Linked DNA regions of Mus musculus: region 2 is linked to region 1. Evidence: chromatin loops called from intact Hi-C (ENCODE). Cell type or tissue: left cerebral cortex. All regions are shown on one strand.

Region 1 (5,000 bases):
ATATTTTCCTTCTCAAAATGGGTTTAATGACAACTGTGAGATAAACTGAAAGGAAAATATTGAGGAACTATTCAGGCTGAAAATAGACAGAGCTTAAATTATGCACAAGATTTGGGTAAACGTTTTATCTTTCCATATCAGCCCTCAAGGAGGGCTGTTGGAAATTAAAAACAAATACACTCTCACCTGGAACCTAATTCCTTTCTGGTTAACTCACCCAATCTTGACCATTCCAAGAGAGCGTTTATAGGTCCAGTCCATTTTGCTACAACTGGAGTTTTCTGTGCAACTGCACAATTTATAAGCACTTGACAACTAAATGTCAGTGTTAGAAGAGAGTTGTGTGGGTCCACCTCTAGTTGAAGAATGCATAAAGATGGGAATAAAAATTGTGGACAGGAAAGAAAAGCACCGTGGCTTTGCTCCTGCACAGCTTGGGATTATTCCGTCTGTATGCGAATGATATTAGCACACGTGCCACTCTCTCCTAGAGATGCCACAAGTAAGGTCTGGAGTTGGATCCTCAGTGATGAAAAAGAAATGAAAAGTTCCCCCTTACAGATGAGCACCTTAGGTTTGTGTGCCAAGTCCTCTGTTCTTTCCAGCTTAGGGTCATATCTAGAAAGTCAAACAGAGGTTCTGACCTGGATCAGGTTAGCACAAAGACACTGACAAATCACTGGCAACTTCCTTTCATCTCCCATCTTTCATCTTCCCCAGTAGTCTACCAAATCAGCTACTTTTACTCTGTTCTCACTAACCTCAGGGGCACTTTCTTCTTTCCCTGATATTCATCTCTTACAGTACCTTCTCCATGACTGAGACTGCAGATAACTGCATTCCTTGGCCATACCCTAGCTGCCAGGAAGGGCTTAGCATAAGTCCATCTTAGCTATTGGTCCGAGCCACTAATTCACTACAGCATTTGCCAGTGGCCTTCATCATGGTCCTGTCCACTCAAAGGCATCATTCTGACCAGATGGGGTGATGCTGTAGTTCAAACATTAAATGTCTTCACAGGCCCCTGTATTAAAAACTTGGTCCCCAGTTGGCTGTGCTGTGTTTTGGGGGGAATGGCCACTTGACAATGTGGTTCACTTGAGGCTGAGGGCATGTGCTAAGGGATTGGATCTTGCCCTAGCTTCTTTCTTTCTGCCTTAGGGGAGCACACCCTGCTGCCTTGATAATATGTCTTGCCTCAGGCCTAAAGCAATGAATATAGCTGACTAATGTCTGAAACTGTGAGCTAAAGTACATTTCCCTTTTTGTAAGTTTCTGTGTCAGGTAATTTGTTGCAGCAATTATAATGAACAGAATTGGAATCTTGTGGCAGCTTCGTCTCTGACTCAAAAGGGAGGTCTCCCAGCACTGACCCTTTGCTTTTAGTCAGATTATTGAGTTGTAGCCCCTTGGAGTTAAAAACAAATGATCAAAATGGACTAGCCCCCCTGTAAAATAAGACTTGAAGGAAGTCAAGGTTTTATTGCTCTTGACAATTAGGAAGCATGCAAAACTGCTACAACCAGCCCCACATGGTGAGGGCTTGAATAGTCCTATTCTCTAAGTTTGGCTCTCACGTCCAAGTGAGGAAGTATCACAGCCACAGAGGACAAACATACCCTCACTTCCTGACCAACCATATAGCATGCTCCGCTTCTAGCCTCTTCTATTGAAGCTTCCTCTTACCATGTCCATGTCAGAACTTCAGGAGTTTCTATTTCTGTACTACAAAGTAACCCACACCTGCGTCCAAAGCAATCTACATCTGCCAACACACAAGGGACAATGGATGACTCCTTCTGGGTAGCAGGCTCAAAATACAGAGTTTTACTTTTCTCCTTTGCTTTGGATTTGTTTGTCTACACAGAGCCTGTGACCTCCTACACATTGATTTTTTTAACGCCCCAAAACTATCCCTCCCCCCAGAAGATGCAGCTCTAGACCTCCTGGTTGTCTCTAGTGTAAAGATTCTGTCCCCCTTTGGAGGTAAAAGGCACAGCAGGAAGTATCCAACAGGAACCTTTCTCTTGACGAGCAGGCAGGAGGGACTCTGAAGACTCAGGCATTCTCTTGAAGAAGTATAAGGGATAGCAGGTTCTTCTAAAAGCCACTGAGCAGGCTAGGTAACTGTTTCATCTCAGGTTCCTTCTTCTTTTTCCTTCCATGATATGATGATCACGACCCGTACATACCTTTGTTGAATCTTCCTTTTCAGGGATTAAAACTTGAGTTTTGAGCCCTGGCCTATCAGTGTGACCATAATCTCAGTGGATACATTTCTTCCTAGCCCACTTCCTGACTACATGATCAAGTCCTAAAGCCCGCATTCTGCTGGCTCCATCCACTCCACTTCCAGCGAGCTCCTCAGCAATTCTTTTCCTAACTTCTCCTCAGCGCATACCCATTGTTACTGAATATCAGATGTGGCACCAGCCAGTTAAGTGTTATGCCATCTCATCAGGCTGCTGTGTGAATCATGTAGCTTCTCTACCAGGCCAGGCTCTGGCAGGGTTTTTGAACAAATTCAGAAGCGACCACATGATGGCACTAGAAAGCTACAGATGCTCTTAGAAAGCGTCAAGCTGCCCAACCTCAGGGAGTCAAGATCTATCTGCCTTTGCTTTCCCCTCAAATATTACAAAAGTGAAAACTGGTAACAGTCAGCAGTCCCCTGAAAGTCTTAATATCTTCTTGCCAATGATCCCTCTTACTAATCAATAGCCATTTGTGTTTGACATTTGTCAAACATTAACTCTCCCTCTTCAGGATCATCCTACTGCCTAACACAGATCTCCACTTTGCTCTCAGCACATGAGAATTCAGGTCCTATTCTCCCAGGGGCTACAAACACAGAAATAGATACACCTAGATTGAAGACGGTTTAAAATGTCATTTCTAAGCATGAGTGAAATGATTTCATTTTTTTTTTTTTTGGTCCGTTGTTACGCCAAGTAGACATCAGCCATTTCCCTCCCCACATACCAAGCTTAGCAAATCACACGAGTAAATGAAAAATGCCCATATCTAAAAAAACTCCTTCCACTGCCCTGGCTGATCACCATGCACTTACAGAGAGAGCACTGGCAAGGTTACCCAGGTAATCATATAAGCATTTGATAATTCCTTTCATCTTCTCTTGGCTCATGCAAAAGTCTTTGGGTCTGAGGTTTGTTTTCTGTATGCTTTTAGGAACAGAGCACTGGGGGAATTTATCTGCACTCCTTATTTCCTAATGTAACCTCATGATAGCCTGAAAGCCCCCAGGCTCTCTATGAAAGGCAGCTTAGCTCAGTGGGAAAAAATAGATCTTCGGGGTCAAGTAGAGGTGTGTGTACCAGGGGGCAATTTAAATTCTGTTTCAATCCATACTTGTGACCTTGGCAACATGTTCTTCATTTCTTTATCCCTCAATTTGCTTTTCTGGGAGCCCAGATAAAATGTGCTGCTTTCTCAAGATGTTTGGGTGATTAAATGAGATAATATGCCCAATAGGTGTTTAGAGATGGATGTCTAATTCTTCGAGCAATGTGGATGACCACAGAGTAAGGCTCAGCAATAGAAAGTCTCCTGGCTTTTTAGAAATACAAAGTAGCAAATAAGACAGTTTGAATTTGTAGCCTAAACCTGGCAAGACAGTTTTTGCAATCGATTTAGACAAGGAAAGGACGGCTTTCAAAACCTCAGTGTCTCAGCTTATAGTGAAGATCCTGCCTGAGGTGCTCAGTAAGATGAATGGCTAAGATGATGACCCACGTCCTTACAAAAAAGAAAAAAAATTAACCAAAAAAAGACAGCTGAATACAGAGAACTGTAAGATGAAAGCACAGATAGGATGATACATTTTTGAGCTACAATGGCCAAAGATTTAAATACAAATAAACCAACAAACAGTCTCCCACCCCTGCCCCCCAATCCAGGAGAGAGGTTCACATAGCTCCGAAGGAACTGTCTCTTTTATTTAGGAGCTCAATCCCAGTAGTGTAGCCTTGATCAGCAGCTGTCAAATTGGACTTAACACTTGATCAACAAGAGGGAAATCATGCCTACTACCAGAAAGCTACCCAACTACCATGGGTAGCAAAGTCATGGATCTTGGGGGAGAACTCACAACTGCCACTTTCCTAAACCCATATAACCCTCAACTACCCTCTAAATATTGGTCCTTATACTAACAGATAAGTGTAATTCTTACTGTTCATCAAGGCAACTTCTCTTTGAAACAGTCAGAGACCATTACAGAAAACCGCAGCTAATCAAAATGCAGAGTTCTAGAGAGCAGTCTCAATAGATACATCTACAAAACAACTCAGCACCTAAGACTCAGGGAACATCATAGAAGAGGGGACAGAAAGATTGTAAAGAGCCAGAGGATCAGAGAGCTGCTGTGAGATTTGTCTCCTAGTAATGTCAGAAGCTACATCCATGAAGTCTCACCAAAACGACTGCCTAAACATGAGCTTAAAAACAAGGACAATAACAATAGACATGCTGAAGTAGACAGGGGAATGCCCAGGACCCCTCAGCCCTACACAAAGAACTATAGTCTTTCCCAGGGAAGAGCACACCAATTGATTATCCAACACCAAATTGTCATCCCTAAACACACATATAAATAACATTATGCAGACTGAGCAGAATGCATTAATATACATTTATGGGTGTAGTGACAGTTAATAAAGAAAGAGGTAATGAATTTGAGAGAGAGTAAGGAGGGGGTATATGGGAAAGTTTGAAGGGAGAAGGGGGAGGGAAAATGATATAATTATATTATAATGTCTAGAATAAAATAAACAAAAAGGAGTTTTCTTTATTCTGGACTCTTAACTAGAGTCAAGCCCAATCTTCTAGATTTTTAGTCTGGCTTTGACTGTATGGATTTCCTTTGCCTGGTACCCTGAACCAAGCAGGTGAGTGGAGACCATTATAGTGGAAAGGAGGTGGCTCTTGTTGTACCCAGGAGTAGAGGTTACTGGCTCAGGGAAACTGCCCAGGAAGCCACC
Region 2 (5,000 bases), 410 kb after region 1:
AATCCTATTTTCTTGGTAACCCACTTGAACTTAGTTATCAGGTAAAGAACATTTGATAAACTAATTCTCTTTAAGGTGCTGTTGTGTGATAATGCTTATCTCATTCCAATGCCTGCTTTAAGGTTTATTTTGGAAGGAGACTTTCTATTCAATCTAAAGTTTGATCTTTGGGAGTAGAATTTTTAAGTTTTAGCATTAGGTAATTATAGAGAGATTTTCCTAAGCAGGATAAAGAGGGAACTTTTACCCAAACACAAGGACAATCATGGCTAGTTATTTATATGTGACAATTTATATGTTCCTATTTTTGTAAGAATCTGTAGAATAATCACTAAGTTATGATAGCACTAAATATATTTAGTTTATATTATAAGCTTTCCACTTAATTTTTACAATTTAGCAATAAAACAGAGAAACCTCTCATGACTAGCCAGGACCATGAGCTTTGTTATTACATTCATAGTGACATTTAAGATGTCATTAAATACTCCAGTTAAAGGAAAAGAGAATAGTAAATGTAATGAGCTGTAAAAATAGATGAATGCTTAAGTATAGTCTTAAAAACATTCTGACAACTACACAGATAACTTTCCTACCTTTAACACCTATTTGAGTAAAATTTCTAGACTATATAGATAATCTTGTCCATCATTTTCTTCATATTATCTAGAAATAATGCATGAAAATATTGGTCAATAGCTTAGCATTTTAGAAAACACTTAATAGTCCTTAAAACTTGGCATATCTGGGCTGGAAAGATGGATCAGTGGTTAAGAGCACTGACTGCTCTTCCACAGGTTCTGAGTTCAATTCCCGAAACCGCATGGTGGCTCACAGCCATCTGTAATGATATCCGCTGCCTTCTTCTGGTGTGTCTGAAGAGAGCAACAGTGTAGCTACAATGTACTCACATGCATAAAATAAATAAATAAATCTTAAAAAATAAGTAAAGCCTTGGCATATCATCCCTATAATTTTCTGAATTCTCTAGAAGACTCAAACAGTTCCCCATGTGTATATCCTGATCATATCTACCATACAGCATCACCTGAATAGCTACACTGTAGTCTCCTTATGAGTTCCTTTAATGAACCAACTGGCTTTCTCAGTGTTTGCTTCTTCAGAGGCAAAGCATATGTCAATTTAATGCCTGTCTAAAAGAAACATGGAAAATGAAGAAAGAAGGCAGAAAAGGAGGGCAGAAAGATGATTTCAACAGGAAATGTCTCCCATAGCCTCATTGTCTGGTAGCTTTCTCCCCAGCTGCTACACTATTTTAGGAGGCTCTGCCATCTTTCTGCTGTAGGCATAGCTGAGAGAAGTAAGTCACTGGGGGCATGGTTTTGAAGTGGGATCTCAGCATTTTATAACTGGGCCTGGATGCTCCCCTTTTCCCTCCCCACCCCGTCTTCCTATTCTCCTTGTCTCCCAGCTTCCCATCTGCCTTGAGATACATTTAAGTCCCATGGTGCTAGCCCTTCATTTAGGCCCCAAATTAATGAAGTTAGCTGACCACAGAATAAGTTATGAAATTATGAGCATATCATCACAAAATAATGAAGTAAGCATTTTCTCATTTTCACATTGTTCTATTAGATATTTCTCCACAACAACAAAATGTTTGACTAGCCCACTACATCATGTAGGAGAAAAGTAGCTTTGTGTGGATTAGATGCAATCCAAAGGCATCAAGCAGATCAGTGGAGCCACAGGGTCTGTCCTGTAGTAAGAGAACCCTAGGGTGATGGAGGTTAATCTTCAAAAGGAACAGAAGGAATCAACCAATCCAGGGGAGAGGGTAAGGCAGGCCACAGAGAATCTACTAACTCATAACCATCTGGCTTGAGAGGCAGGTGGGTAATCTCTGCAGGCAACCATACTCAAGAGCAAGCTCTCCTCTCGACGTGATGGTATGACACAGTTGTTGAGGAGGAACAGTGGCTGCTGTCCTTTCCTTTTGATGCTTTATTTAGAAAAAAACAAAAACTACAGCCTTTAAGAATCCATTCCACTTGTAGTCTTGATCTGTTTCAAAGGCTCTCTCAGGACAGTAAACTACTTAAAACAGTAAGTGCTTATTAAGTGCCCAGGGTGTCCAGACAGCTATGCAAAGTGCTGTGTGCTGTGTTAAGGGAAAGCTCAACAAACAAAGGATCTGCTTTAGGCAAAAGTAATATGTCCTTTGTGGATATGTGTGCAAGACTTCAACTGGGCTGAAATAATGTGTTTTAAGCTTTGCCTGGAAGAAATCCATGTTGTGAAAAAGTCTTTAATAATATTGGGGGGAAAATTCAACAAAGACTAGAAAATCAATCAAGGTTTTGAGGTTAGGGTAGGTGAAGCGTTTTCCCTTGTGTTTTACACGTTTTTCTTTTATCCATCAAGATGCTGGGCTGGATTCTACCATACAATAAATAGAAAGTTACCAACCTCATTTGGGAAACTAGCCTTTCAATCAGTTCAGTTAAATGAGGATTTTCAAATGCCTTCCTTGGGTCCAATTGTGTGCCAAATGTGTGGAGAATAAAGGAGAATTCTTGGCATCATCTTCCAGTGCAAGTTTGCTGAAGGAGAACAGATGAGTCAGTGTTAAGAAGTAATGAGAAGAATTACAGGAACTACCCCCTGCATTCATTCACTCTCAAAGTAGATCAGCCATGGGATAGGCAAGGGCTTGCGTGACCATTGCAAAAGCTTTAGAATATTGGCCTCTCATGGATTTGTACCTGTCCTTAGGAGCATAATGTTTTCCACCTGAGTTTCTAGGAATCCTTATTGATTTGGTGTCACTAATGTTTGTTCTCACGCTGATGCTCTGACTGTGGGAGAGTTGGGCTTCTGGACTTCCCAGGTAAGGCTGGTTTTCTGTTTATTTGACAAAAGGAAGGGAACAAGGCTGCCTCTAAGTCTTGAGTGACTGTGTCTGAGACAGCTGGAATGGGCCCTGGAGAGAATCACATTTTTAGTGGAGGTAGGACTGCTACAATTGTTAGTTTGTTTTGAGGTGAGAGAAGTTGTATTCTTCTCTAATGATAATGGTGACCTCCCAGCCTAGGAGCCTTTACCTTAGGCAAACCAAGTTTTGACACTTCAGTTTCACAAGGAGAACTCTCAAATGTCTTCGCATGTTTCTTAGGCATGTATGTACATTAGACCTTTGATTGCAAGGGGCAAAGTTGAAAGGGGACAGATGAGGGATGTTTACTTAATATAATAAATGTGGAAATAAGTGGGAGAATGGAGTTGGCAACTGGAGAGCTGAGGAATGGAGATACTGCCCCTCTTTCTCCATCTGCTTGGGGTTTCTTGTCTGTCTCTGAGTGAAACAGTATACTCAATACTCACAAAGGAACATTCTGTCCACCTCTGCATGGATTTTCAGTGGAAGTCTCTATTACATGACTCTCATTCTAGGAAACTCAGTTCAAATTCTCAGGGAAGAATCAGTTTTGTAAACTGATGGCTCTGTTGTCCAGTCACTGTGGCATGGGAAGAAAGTCATATAGAAATAACATCTCCATCAACTTTACCCCAACAGATAGATGAGATGATGTCAGCTACATAGGGATCTCCAAAGGTACCCATAGAACTGCATGCTGGCATCAGCCTATGGGGCTCCTTTACCTGTCAGTCAAATCACTTTCTTGGCTCTTCCAGAAACAGGGTGACTCATAGTATTTGCTGAGTCCACAGTTTAAGAGTCCTCTCTTTGCTCAAGGCCATTGGGGATCTTCCTGATGAATTCCAAAGTTATCTTTAGTGTCCATGTTAAGAAGTTTTATAGAAATGAGCTATAAAATGAAGCACGGTAGCCTGCTTAGGTACCCCAGGGTTCTGAGTAAGCTTATATTGATCTGGATGAGAGCATAACCTGCATACACAGGTAGGGTTGAGTAACATACATGGTTATTTGAAATGGGAGGAGAATATGGTGTAGTTATATTAGAAATAGTTGTCAGTGGGAAAGACTGTTTTAACACCCCCCAACACCTACCCCCTCACCCCGCACACACATTTTTCTTTGTTTGAGGAAGAGTCTCATGTTGCTCATGATGGCTTGAACTCAATATATAGTGAGGCTAAACTTGAACTTCTGGTCTTCTGACTTATATATCCTGAGTGCATAGATTACAGCTATCCACCACCACAGCCAGTGTTATGTGGTACTGGTGATCAGACTAAGGCTTCCCACGTGATAGACAGTGTATTGACTAAGCCACCTCCTCAGCGTCTTTCCATACATCCTGCAGAAAGCCAGTTAGAGCAGACAAAGAATTATAAATTGATCTGTCTTGGAAACGAGGGAGTGATTTTGACTTGATTCTCTCGGTGTACATTTTTTTCTTTATACAGTCTACTTCAGGCACTGTGATGATCCCGTGGCACAGGAATGAATTCCTGCATTTTAATTAGTTGCTCTGTGTACTGGCTTGAGCACATAATCTGAAGGGCAGCATGCAAATTAAGAATACAGTGTCTTTCTTTCTAAAACTATTAAGAGTTTTCAATGCGGTGAGAAAGCCTTTTGAAGCACAGGTCTTTGCACTGTATCAAGCTTGCATGAGGACGGAGTCACCCAGGCTGACAGTCTTAAAGAGTTCAGGTGTAAGTGTACCCTTCAGTGTCCCAGGAAGTTGAGAGGGGGAACCTGTTTCTAACTGTGAAGCAGATATTAACGTGGTCCAGGTGATTCCACTCATTCTAATTATGCCTCTAAGAAAGCAGCTCACAATTTATAATATTTTAAAGGAGGAAGCTATTTGTAATTTAGATATGTTGTAACCCGGTTGTAGTACTGCAAGATCTTCAGTCACCACATCTTTATTAAGTATATAAAATTATTCCAACAGATTTCACATCCAGTCCTGCTTTCTTGTTTTTTCTTCTTATCATTTAAAATTCTCAGGTAGTTAAATTGATAACCTTCTTCTTGTAGTAGATTTTATACCTATCTAATTTGGGGTGACTTCATATCTGCACTATAGTAGTCTAAGAAACAA

Evidence for each region. A loop is a pair of places that touch in the nucleus more often than their neighbours do. Peaks named below come from ENCODE experiments on the same cell type or tissue, not always from the same donor. Only the 100,000 strongest peaks of a DNase experiment are listed, where the experiment ranks them.
Region 2: a loop joins it to region 1, with 2.5 times the contacts of the local background. A loop is called at or near these places in 3 of 42 quality-filtered maps.

Annotation. Positions count from the first base shown.
Region 1 is chr10:53,861,122-53,866,121 of GRCm38, forward strand. No RefSeq gene overlaps it. Among named protein-coding and RNA genes, the nearest start is that of Fam184a, 110 kb to the left of the region's middle. In left cerebral cortex, a CTCF peak has its summit at 2,538 (motif pointing right); a DNase peak (open chromatin) is centred at 2,538.
Region 2 is chr10:54,267,421-54,272,420 of GRCm38, forward strand. No RefSeq gene overlaps it. Among named protein-coding and RNA genes, the nearest start is that of Gm26177, 41 kb to the right of the region's middle. In left cerebral cortex, no CTCF peak of the experiment used is centred here; a DNase peak (open chromatin) is centred at 2,515.